Regions from separate parts of the Homo sapiens genome. Here regions 1 and 2 are each linked to region 3. The links are chromatin contacts, found by Hi-C or POLR2A ChIA-PET in ENCODE. All regions are on one chromosome and are shown on one strand. Each heading gives the region's core, a stretch centred on a gene start or an enhancer-like site at or near the end of the contact. The rest is flanking DNA. Distances are from core to core; before and after follow the strand shown.

What was found. Hi-C counts contacts between places; a loop is a spot of excess contacts on that map. ChIA-PET counts read pairs that join two places held with the same protein, here RNA polymerase II (POLR2A). Pooled maps may share reads with other maps.
Region 1: a pooled map shows a loop between it and region 3 (14-fold over the local background). The contact joins the promoter of TMBIM6 here to the promoter of NR4A1 in region 3. A Hi-C loop is called at or near these places in 6 of 50 pooled maps. POLR2A ChIA-PET finds 5 or more read pairs at or near these places in 2 of 52 experiments (CD4-positive, alpha-beta T cell and activated B cell).
Region 2: a loop to region 3 is called in a pooled map, with 5 times the contacts of the local background. The contact joins the promoter of BCDIN3D-AS1 here to the promoter of NR4A1 in region 3. A Hi-C loop is called at or near these places in 1 of 37 single-sample maps with no recorded cell type and 2 of 50 pooled maps. POLR2A ChIA-PET finds 5 or more read pairs at or near these places in 1 of 52 experiments (GM10248).

Annotation. Positions count from the first base shown.
Region 1 is chr12:49,740,254-49,743,050 of GRCh38, forward strand. It overlaps TMBIM6 (transmembrane BAX inhibitor motif containing 6), which reads left to right and starts at 1,304. Exons shown (of 10, transcript NM_003217.3): 1 at 1,304-1,358. RefSeq lists enhancers at 871-1,000, 929-1,620, 1,241-1,560.
Region 2 is chr12:49,827,245-49,829,944 of GRCh38, forward strand. BCDIN3D-AS1 (BCDIN3D antisense RNA 1) reads left to right here and starts at 1,299. Exons shown (of 3, transcript NR_027501.1): 1 at 1,299-1,500; 2 at 1,691-1,839. It overlaps NCKAP5L (NCK associated protein 5 like), which reads right to left and starts at 1,169. Exons shown (of 13, transcript NM_001037806.4): 1 at 1,078-1,169. RefSeq lists enhancers at 578-627, 1,043-1,621, 1,622-2,200 and a silencer at 888-1,297.
Region 3 is chr12:52,050,106-52,052,826 of GRCh38, forward strand. It overlaps NR4A1 (nuclear receptor subfamily 4 group A member 1), which reads left to right and starts at 1,337. Exons shown (of 7, transcript NM_173157.3): 1 at 1,337-1,463. It overlaps LOC107984510 (a long non-coding RNA gene), which reads right to left and starts at 1,049. Exons shown (of 2, transcript XR_001749148.3): 1 at 1-1,049. RefSeq lists a silencer at 972-1,381 and an enhancer at 1,473-2,030.

The sequences.
Region 1 (2,797 bases), core at 54-2,553, 2.3 Mb before region 3:
CGTAGTTAAAGATCGACCCCTGACCTAATCGGTTATGTTATCTATAGATTACAGACATTGTATAGAAAAGCACTGTGAAAATCCCTGTCCTGTTCTGATCTAATTACCGGTGCATGCTTGCTCAATCGATCACTACCCTCTCAAGCGGATCCCTTTAGAGTTGTGAGGCCTTAAAAGGGACAGGAATTGCTCACTCAGGGAGCTCAGCTCTTGAGACAGGAGTCTTGGCCGATGCTCCTGGCGGAATAAACCGCTTCCTGCTTTAACTCGGTGTCTGAGGGGTTTTGTCTGCGGCTTGTCCTGCTACACTACAGCAAAAATTAGGTTGTATTATAGAAAATTAACTTTTTTGGTTTTTTTGAGACGGGGTCTCGCTCTGTCTCCCAGGCTGGAGTGCAGTGGCACCATCTCGGCTCACTGCAACCTTCACCTCCAGGGTCAAGCAATTCTCCTGCCTCAGCCTCCCGAGTAGTTGGGATTACAGGCACACGCCACCACGCCCAGCTAATTTTTTAAATTTTTAATAGAGATGGGGTTTTACCATGTTAGCCAGGCTGGTCTCAAACTCCTGGCCTCAAGTGATCTGCCCACCTCAGCCTCCCAAAGTGCTGGGATTACAGACGTAAGCCACCACGCCCAGCCGAAAATTAACTTCTATTAATTGCATACCTGGGTTTGCCTACTGAGAATCATACCCTGGATATTTGTATTCTTTACTGAAAAGAACTGTTCTATCTTTCCAGAAAGTGGTTTCCTAAATTCTGGTTTTCCTCCTGGAATCCTGCTATTTCCTTCTCGCATACTCTAGAGAAATCGAAGTGTTTTCAAAGGTGCTCTGAAGCTTACGCTCCACTAGTTTCACAGTAAATCGCCCCTTGCGAGGGCGCTTTTTTTTTTTTTTTAATGTGTTCTCTGAATCGCTTTCCCCCTTTAACACTGCATGACAAGACTAAAGCCAGAATCCCAAGACTGCAGCGCTACCCCTTCACAAGCCGTCGGGCTGTCCCGGGCGGGGCCGGCCCATTTTCACTTTCTCCACTAGAGGCAGCAGCGCACCGTGACCCTGGCTTACTACGGTAAGAAAGCGGAGACCTTTTGCTTCGAGGCGGTTGGTGGCCAGTAGTCTTGATCGACAAGCTCAGGCCTCTGAACTAAGCAGCCGCTGTTTATGCACGTACAGCCAATGGAAAGGCAGGAGTGCGGCCAACGGCCAATGAGGACTGGTCTTAAGCGGACCACAGGGCGGGGTTTCCCTCGAGAGGCGAACGCCGGGTAAAAGATCGGGAGCGGAAGTGGGCGAGTCAGAGCACATCCGGTGTTAGAAGCGCTGGTAGGCCTTGGAGAGGCGGGTTAGGAAGGTACGTCTGAACCTAGTACTGGGCGAACTGGGAGTGAGAAATGGAAAGGGAGTTAGCAGTTACTGTCTGAGCAAGAGTGGCAGTAGCTTCCTTCTGCGGACAGATGGCACCCTGAAGGAACGAGGCCCTGCTCGGAGACCAGACTCGGGAAAACAGGGTGTGGAGGGAAGCTAGGGAACTAGTGCTGCGCGTGCGCAACAGTGCTGAAGCGGGGGTGGGGCGGAGGCGAGTCTGCGGGGGTTTTGGGGGGTGTCGAGGCCTCTATTCTGCCCCAGAGCGCTGGCGAAGGCCCCTTCTCAGCCCGCCTTTTCCTTTCTCCCGCTCCTTCTCCTCTACTAAGTGTAGACGCAGGGCCCCTTGGCCTAGCTTCGATCGTTCGAATTCAGAGCACGTCCTTCCGAGGTGAAGGAACGCGAAACTCCACCCATCCGATTGCTGTTCGGCTGCGGGCGGGTCCTTTGGTCGGGCTGACCCTGGGTGAGCGGCCCGGAGCCAAGACTCGAGGTAGGGCCTGGCGGGCGGGTGATGTCACACTCCTCTGTGACACGCGAGGCTCCTCAGTTACTTAGCCAACGGCAGAGGCGGGAAGTGAGAGGAGTCTGGGGCTGGGGCTGCCTTCCAGGCCCACGGGGCGGCCCCGCTCTTTTCGGATTGGTTACCTTTGGGCAGGTGAGGTGGCTTTGCTTTGCTTGGTCTTGAGGTTTTGTGGGCGTCTTTCTAAGTCTGCTCAGCAAGGGCGTCGTTGGGCAGTTTTTATCTTGGGCCTACTTGCTGGACCTGTGGTAACAAGTAGGCTTTGGTATCTTTGTATATTTACTGAGTGTAGAATTACTACCCGGTGCCAGCCCGGGCTGCTTGGGGTCATCAGCCTTTCATTGACCACCCCCACAACAAAAATCACTATGAACTTGAGACTGTGTTCTAGCAACTTGTGAATGTGTAACCCAGTAGAAGGGCTGACTGTGCTTGAAACAGACAAGGATTTTAAGGTCAAAGGTAAATAAATGGCAAATGGACTTTTCTAGTTACTTATTGATATTTATTTACAGTTTATCTTTTGTATGTGTGGTTTAAGAATTGAATTCTGGAAAGATACCGGAATTGCATAAACACATTTCTTATGACCTGCGTATACACACTTTTTTCTGTAATTATTGTATTTACACTCTTTGGTGTTTTCTTATTCTTTGTGTCTAATATTTTTGTTCTGGCCTAAAGAATATGTTGACATTTAGATTCTCTGCCGCCACTTTCCTCCAGTAGGGACAGAATAGTTGAACCCTTGAGAAATACAATCTGTACTTTTGATCCATAGTTTGCTTCTTCCGTTATTTATCTGGTTGTGGAAACATGGTTTAGTACCTTCCTCCTCTTTTTTTTTTTTTTTTTTTTTGAGGCAGAGTCTCACTGTCGCCCAGGCTAGAGTGCAGTGGCGCAGT
Region 2 (2,700 bases), core at 49-2,548, 2.2 Mb before region 3:
CCATTGTGCTTAAGAAGGAGGACCCATGACAGACGCGGAGAAGTGGGAGGGAGGGATTGCCTCTACAGCCAGAGAACTCCTTAGCCCAAGACCCCCAGCTCCTCAGCAAGGCAGGCCTTTAAGAAGTAGCAGCTGGACAGACTAAGTGGACTCAGCTGATCCAGCCCTGGGATGCCTGGAAAACCAGGCCTGTGGGAGGTGAGGGCCCTCTGTGCCCTTGGGGCCGTGCCAGGACTGGAGATAACGCGGGACCTTGGGCCCAGGACAGGGAGAGGGGAGCTAGGATCCGGGCAGCCGCTTTCTTAGTTGGGCTAAGCCAGGGAAGCGTCGGGCACAGATGAATTCTCTGCATTCTTCTGGCACCGCAGCCAGCACCCAGAGGGCCTTTTCTGCAGACGCTGCCCTGTCCCTGCTCCCTGCCCAACCAACCCTTCTCCCTCCCTTAGCTTCTCTTCAGCGTGCAGCCCACCAGGTCCTTCCTCCTTCCCGCAGCCCCTCAAAGCCTTTGAAGGGGCTGTTCTCTAGGAGACCCGGTCTTTCCGCCTCTCCCCGCCTTCCCCAGGCCCTACCGCCCCAGGCCACGGGGAATGGGAAGGAGTGCGAAAGGGAGCCCCAGGCTCGTCTCCGCGCCTGCGCTTTGGGGAGAGAGCCCCTCCCCCCGCAATAACCCGGCACCGCTAAGCGGCACCCGGACGGTGGGATGCGGGTTGGGTGGGGTGAGCAGCTGGGGCAAGGTCAGTGCTTTCAAAGAGGGAGGGGAGCCCGGCCCCCGGAACATCCCCCACTCCCGAAAGTTTCCCTTCCGGGGCCACGGAGTGTGCGCGAGGATGGCGCGGGGGGCGGGAGGGGGTGGGGTGGGGGTGCACAGAGTCGCAGCCGGACCCCCGAGGAGGGTGCGGCTGGAGGGAGGGACGGAGGGGCGGGCAGCAGGGTTTGGGCAGGAAGCCGCGACGCCCTCTCCGACTCTGTACTGCCACGAGAGCCTTACCCTCCACACCCCACTCCCCCCGGCCCGGAGCTACAGATCGCCCCCCCGCACTCGCCGCCCTTTCAATCCCAAGTAGACCCAGAACTCACCGAAATCAGGTGTTGAGCTGGGCCAGGGCAGGCCGGATCCGCCAGGTCCATGGCCGCGGCTTGGGGGCGGGGGGCAGAGAAAGGGGGGTGCCGGAGCCGCCTCCTGATGTCAAGGCTTTAAAGGGGCCGGGGAGCCCCGCCCCTGGCCCTGACCCCGCCTCCCTCCTCCCTAGCAGCCAATCCACGTTCAGCCTGGATGCGCGCCCCTCCCAGCCCCCTCCAGATGTTCCCAGGACGCGAGCTAAGTCTGCCCGGCCGGCGCGCGCCGCTTCCGCTTTGGTGGGAAGGACCTCCCTTCCCCCTTATAGAAACACTTTCTCCAGGCCGGGCCGGGCTTGGTAAACCTCAGCCGTGCCTGGGTAGAGGACGCCGGGCTGGGCCGAGCGGGGGTGGAATGAGGGCGTCTAGAACAGAGAAAACTAAGTAGGTGCGCGCGGGCCCACAGGCATGCGCGTTTGCTTCTGTGGGGCTGGGCGTGCACGTGTATGTGTGGTTGTGAGCGTCGGTGTTTGTAATTTGCTTTTCTGCATACGTGTTGGGTGTAAATCCATGGGGGAAAGGCTTGAGTGCCTCTTTGGCCTTAAATGCTCCCGCCTCTCTCTTCCTTCTCCAGGATGGGGTCGTCCCCCCAGTAATCTGGAAAACAGTTACAGCAACAGGCTCCTCTCATCAGACGGCAGTGCTGGTCGTTTCCTCACTGGTTTGCGGGGAAGGCTGGGCAGAAAAAGGATGCAACCTTGTTCTCAACCACTTGCTATCTCGGTGAGGATGAGGAAAAGCAAACAGCCCATCCAGGCCCCTGCAGAGCCTCAGAGCTTCAATATCATTCCCATTAGTCCTTAATTAAACACCTATTTGCCCTTGCCTAAATACCGTATAACCCTCACAGCCTGCATTGTAGTGACTGCCCCAGAAATGTAGGTTCTCACCTGGGTTCTGCAGGGAAATACGAAGGAATCCCTAGGTACAGTCTCCGCCTACTTCATTAAAATTTCTTTTGTTGCGAGTATACAAAGGATGCAGCTTAGAGTATCATATTAGTCCAATAAAGGAACATAAAAAGTAAGGCAAGTTAGGGTGCTCAGATTGGCTAGGATTAAGAGTTCTTTTCTGAAGGAGGTTTATTTAAATACGGAATTTGAAGGGCAGAGAGAGCTTGAGTAGGGTCCAGGCAGGGTAAAGGCCACAAGGAGATTCAGATAGGAAAGAGCAAATTATCTGCGTGGGACCGTGAGCAGATCACCGTGGTACGTTGGGAAGTGGGAGAAATTAATGGAGGAGGTTTCTTATGGAGGAGAGCAGAATAAGGATATGGATGTGACAAGACATAAGATAAAGAAGTCATTTTGGGTTCTTGAGCATAGAGGTAGTTTGATGAAAAGAGTGCCCAAGGACAGCTATTACTGGAACCTAAAAGATGTCTTGATGGGTACCCCCACCAGCTTTCTCATTTTTTTGCTTAAAAAATATTTTATTCTTTTCTTTTCTCTGAGATGGAGTCTCACTCTGTCCCAGGTTGGACGGAGTGCAGTGGCACAATCTCTGCTCACTGCAACCTCCACCTCCTGATTTCAGGTGATTCTCCTGCCTCAGCCTCCCAAGTAGCTGGTATTATAAGAGTGC
Region 3 (2,721 bases), core at 87-2,586:
CCCTTCCCTCTTCTCTTACTTTTCCGTGAGGGCTCCCCAGGCTCAGGAGAGATCAGGGTGGAAGGGTGACGGCCAAACCAGGGAAGGCTCCAGGTGGCTGAAGCCTGGTCTGTGCCCAGCAGGGCCCTGGCGGGCTGTTCCTCACTCCACCGGGCAGGTGATAACTGGTCAGAGCTGCCTCCCCACAGGTGCTGGAGGTAGGCTGGGAGGGCCGGTGCTCCCTGATGTGGACAGGGGGAGGGGTATTGATAAGAGGCGTGGAGAGATCCCTAGAGATGCAGTCTGTGGCCCTGGGTTCCAACCCAGTGTGCCACCACCTGGCTGTGTGACCTTCAGCAAGTGCCATTATTTCTCTGAGCCTGTTTGTTTATAAAATGAGGAAGAGTTGGCACAAGTTTGAAAAGATTTCTCAGGCTCCACCCGGTTCTGAAATTCGGTAATTTCCCAACTAGGGTGCACTCCCCCTGTAAGGGGCTGGGGAGGGGACGGTGCGAAACCAAGTTCAGCTTGTGGAGCGGAGCCAGAGCTGTTGGCCGAGCTTGGGCCTGGCCAACGCCTGCCCTCGGGAAGGTCCTGTGTAGGGAGACTGCCTGGAGGGACTAAGCGAGGGCTCTAACTGACGTCTCAGGGGCAGCCTCTCAGCCTGAGACCCTGCTGGGGAAGCCGCGTCCTGTGCACTAGCTGCGCCTAGGGCTGAGGTGAGGGCGCAGGCTCCCCAGGGTGTGTCCGAATTGCCCGCCTCAGCCCGCGGCCTGTCCTGACCGCCCAGCAGCGGCAGCAGCGACACCCTAGGGCTCCAGGAAGGGCTTGGGAAGGTGTAAAGGCGGGGCTAGGCTCGGAGGGAGCCGGAGGGACCGGGCGCGGTTGGCTCCCGGGAGCAACTGGAGAGTGAGGAGATCCTCATCCGGGGAAGCCCCGCGGCCGCGTCTCTACAGCGCCCCTTCTCGGGCTCTGGCCCTCCCGCTGGTTATTCTGGACCTGGGGGCCCCCAGCTGGGACCCGAGTCCGGTGCGGGGAGCCTAGTGGGCCTGGGAGCTGCTATTTTTAGCGGGCGCGGCGGGCGCGAGGAGCCTATTTATAGATCAAACAATCCGCGCTCCCTGCGTCAATGGAACCCCGCGTGCGTCACGCGCGCAGACATTCCAGGCCCCCCCTCCTCGCCCCGCCCCCTCGGGCTCCCCGGGCCGCACCTCCCCCTGGCCGCCTCCCGCCGGAACCGCACCGCCCCCCGCGCCCTTGTATGGCCAAAGCTCGACGGGCGGCCTGCGTCAGTGGCGCCCCCGCCCCTCCCCGTGCGTCACGGAGCGCTTAAGAGGAGGGTCGGGCTCGGCCGGGGAGTCCCAGTGGCGGAGGCTACGAAACTTGGGGGAGTGCACAGAAGAACTTCGGGAGCGCACGCGGGACCAGGGACCAGGCTGAGACTCGGGGCGCCAGTCCGGGCAGGGGCAGCGGGAGCCGGCCGGGTAGGTTCCCTTCGGGGAACGTGCATCTGTTTTTAGGAGCGGTGCATGAAGGAGATGGGTGTACGCGCGGGCAGAGAGGATGTTGTAGGGCCGGCATGCAAGAGGGTAGGTGTAGTGTGCAGCTGTAGCACAACGGGATGAGAACCCAGGTCAGACTGGAAACTACTGGGTGCGGGGTAGGAGGTAGGGGAGGTTGACTACCTGCAAAGTGGAAGCTGTAGGGGGTTGGGGTTGGCGCCGGGAGTAGGGACTTGTCCAGCAGGCGGCTGGCCTTAGTTCAGTCTCCTAGGGTGCCCAACTGGGCGCACGGTGCTCTGAACTTGGGTGGGTGTGGATGGGGGTCACAGCACCGTGGGGGAACAGGTACACAGAGCTTTGGCGCTGCTGGGATCCGTACGATTCTAACTGGGATTGGATTTCCAAAAGGCCCTCCTTCCTCCCAGCCTGTCAGCTCCCTCCCAGTGTCCCGGTTGTTTTCTTAACACTTTAGAGGCTGTGGCTGAGTTGGCAGGGGTTCCCCACCCTGAACTTTCTGTCTGAGGTGCGTTAGGAAGCCTCCGGATCATTGAAGGAAGTGACTGGCTTGGTGGCTGACCTGTGGAGGGCTGCTTGCTGTGTATTGAATAAAGGAGGCTTCTTGGGGTCGGGGCAGGGTCTCTGTAAGCACAGGGAGAATTGATTTCGCTGGGGCTTGGATCACGTGTGTGTGTGTGTGTGTGTGTGTGTGTGTGTGTGTGAGAGAGAGAGAGAGAGAGAGAGAAAGAGAGACAGAGGTGGAAACCCTTGTCCTTGGGGATCCTGGATAGAAGTTGCCAGTGTTGGAGTCTTGGGGCGGTGCTGCCTAGAGGATACCTCCCAACCATTCCAGCTCCAGATGCTGATCATCCCTATGCCCCCTCCCCCAGTAGTCTCTGTTGGATCTTACAGGTAGGGTGCAGCCTGAGGCTTGTTCAGCAGAACAGGTGCAAGCCACATTGTTGCCAAGACCTGCCTGAAGCCGGATTCTCCCCACTGCCTCCTTCAACCCCGCCTCTTCCTCCTCCTGTGGGACTGCTCCCCCCTCCTGTGAGGCTAGATGTAGGTCCATATCTTGTGTTGTTAAGAACCTGCATGAAGGGGGAGGGACTGATGGGGGTTGATCCGGATGTGGGACGTCCAGGTGGAGAAACAGGATTTGAATAAGGCAGGAACAAGCGCCCAGTTCTGCCCAACTGCTGTCTTTCCTCCTTCACCCCCAGCCCATCCCTGGCCAGGCTGT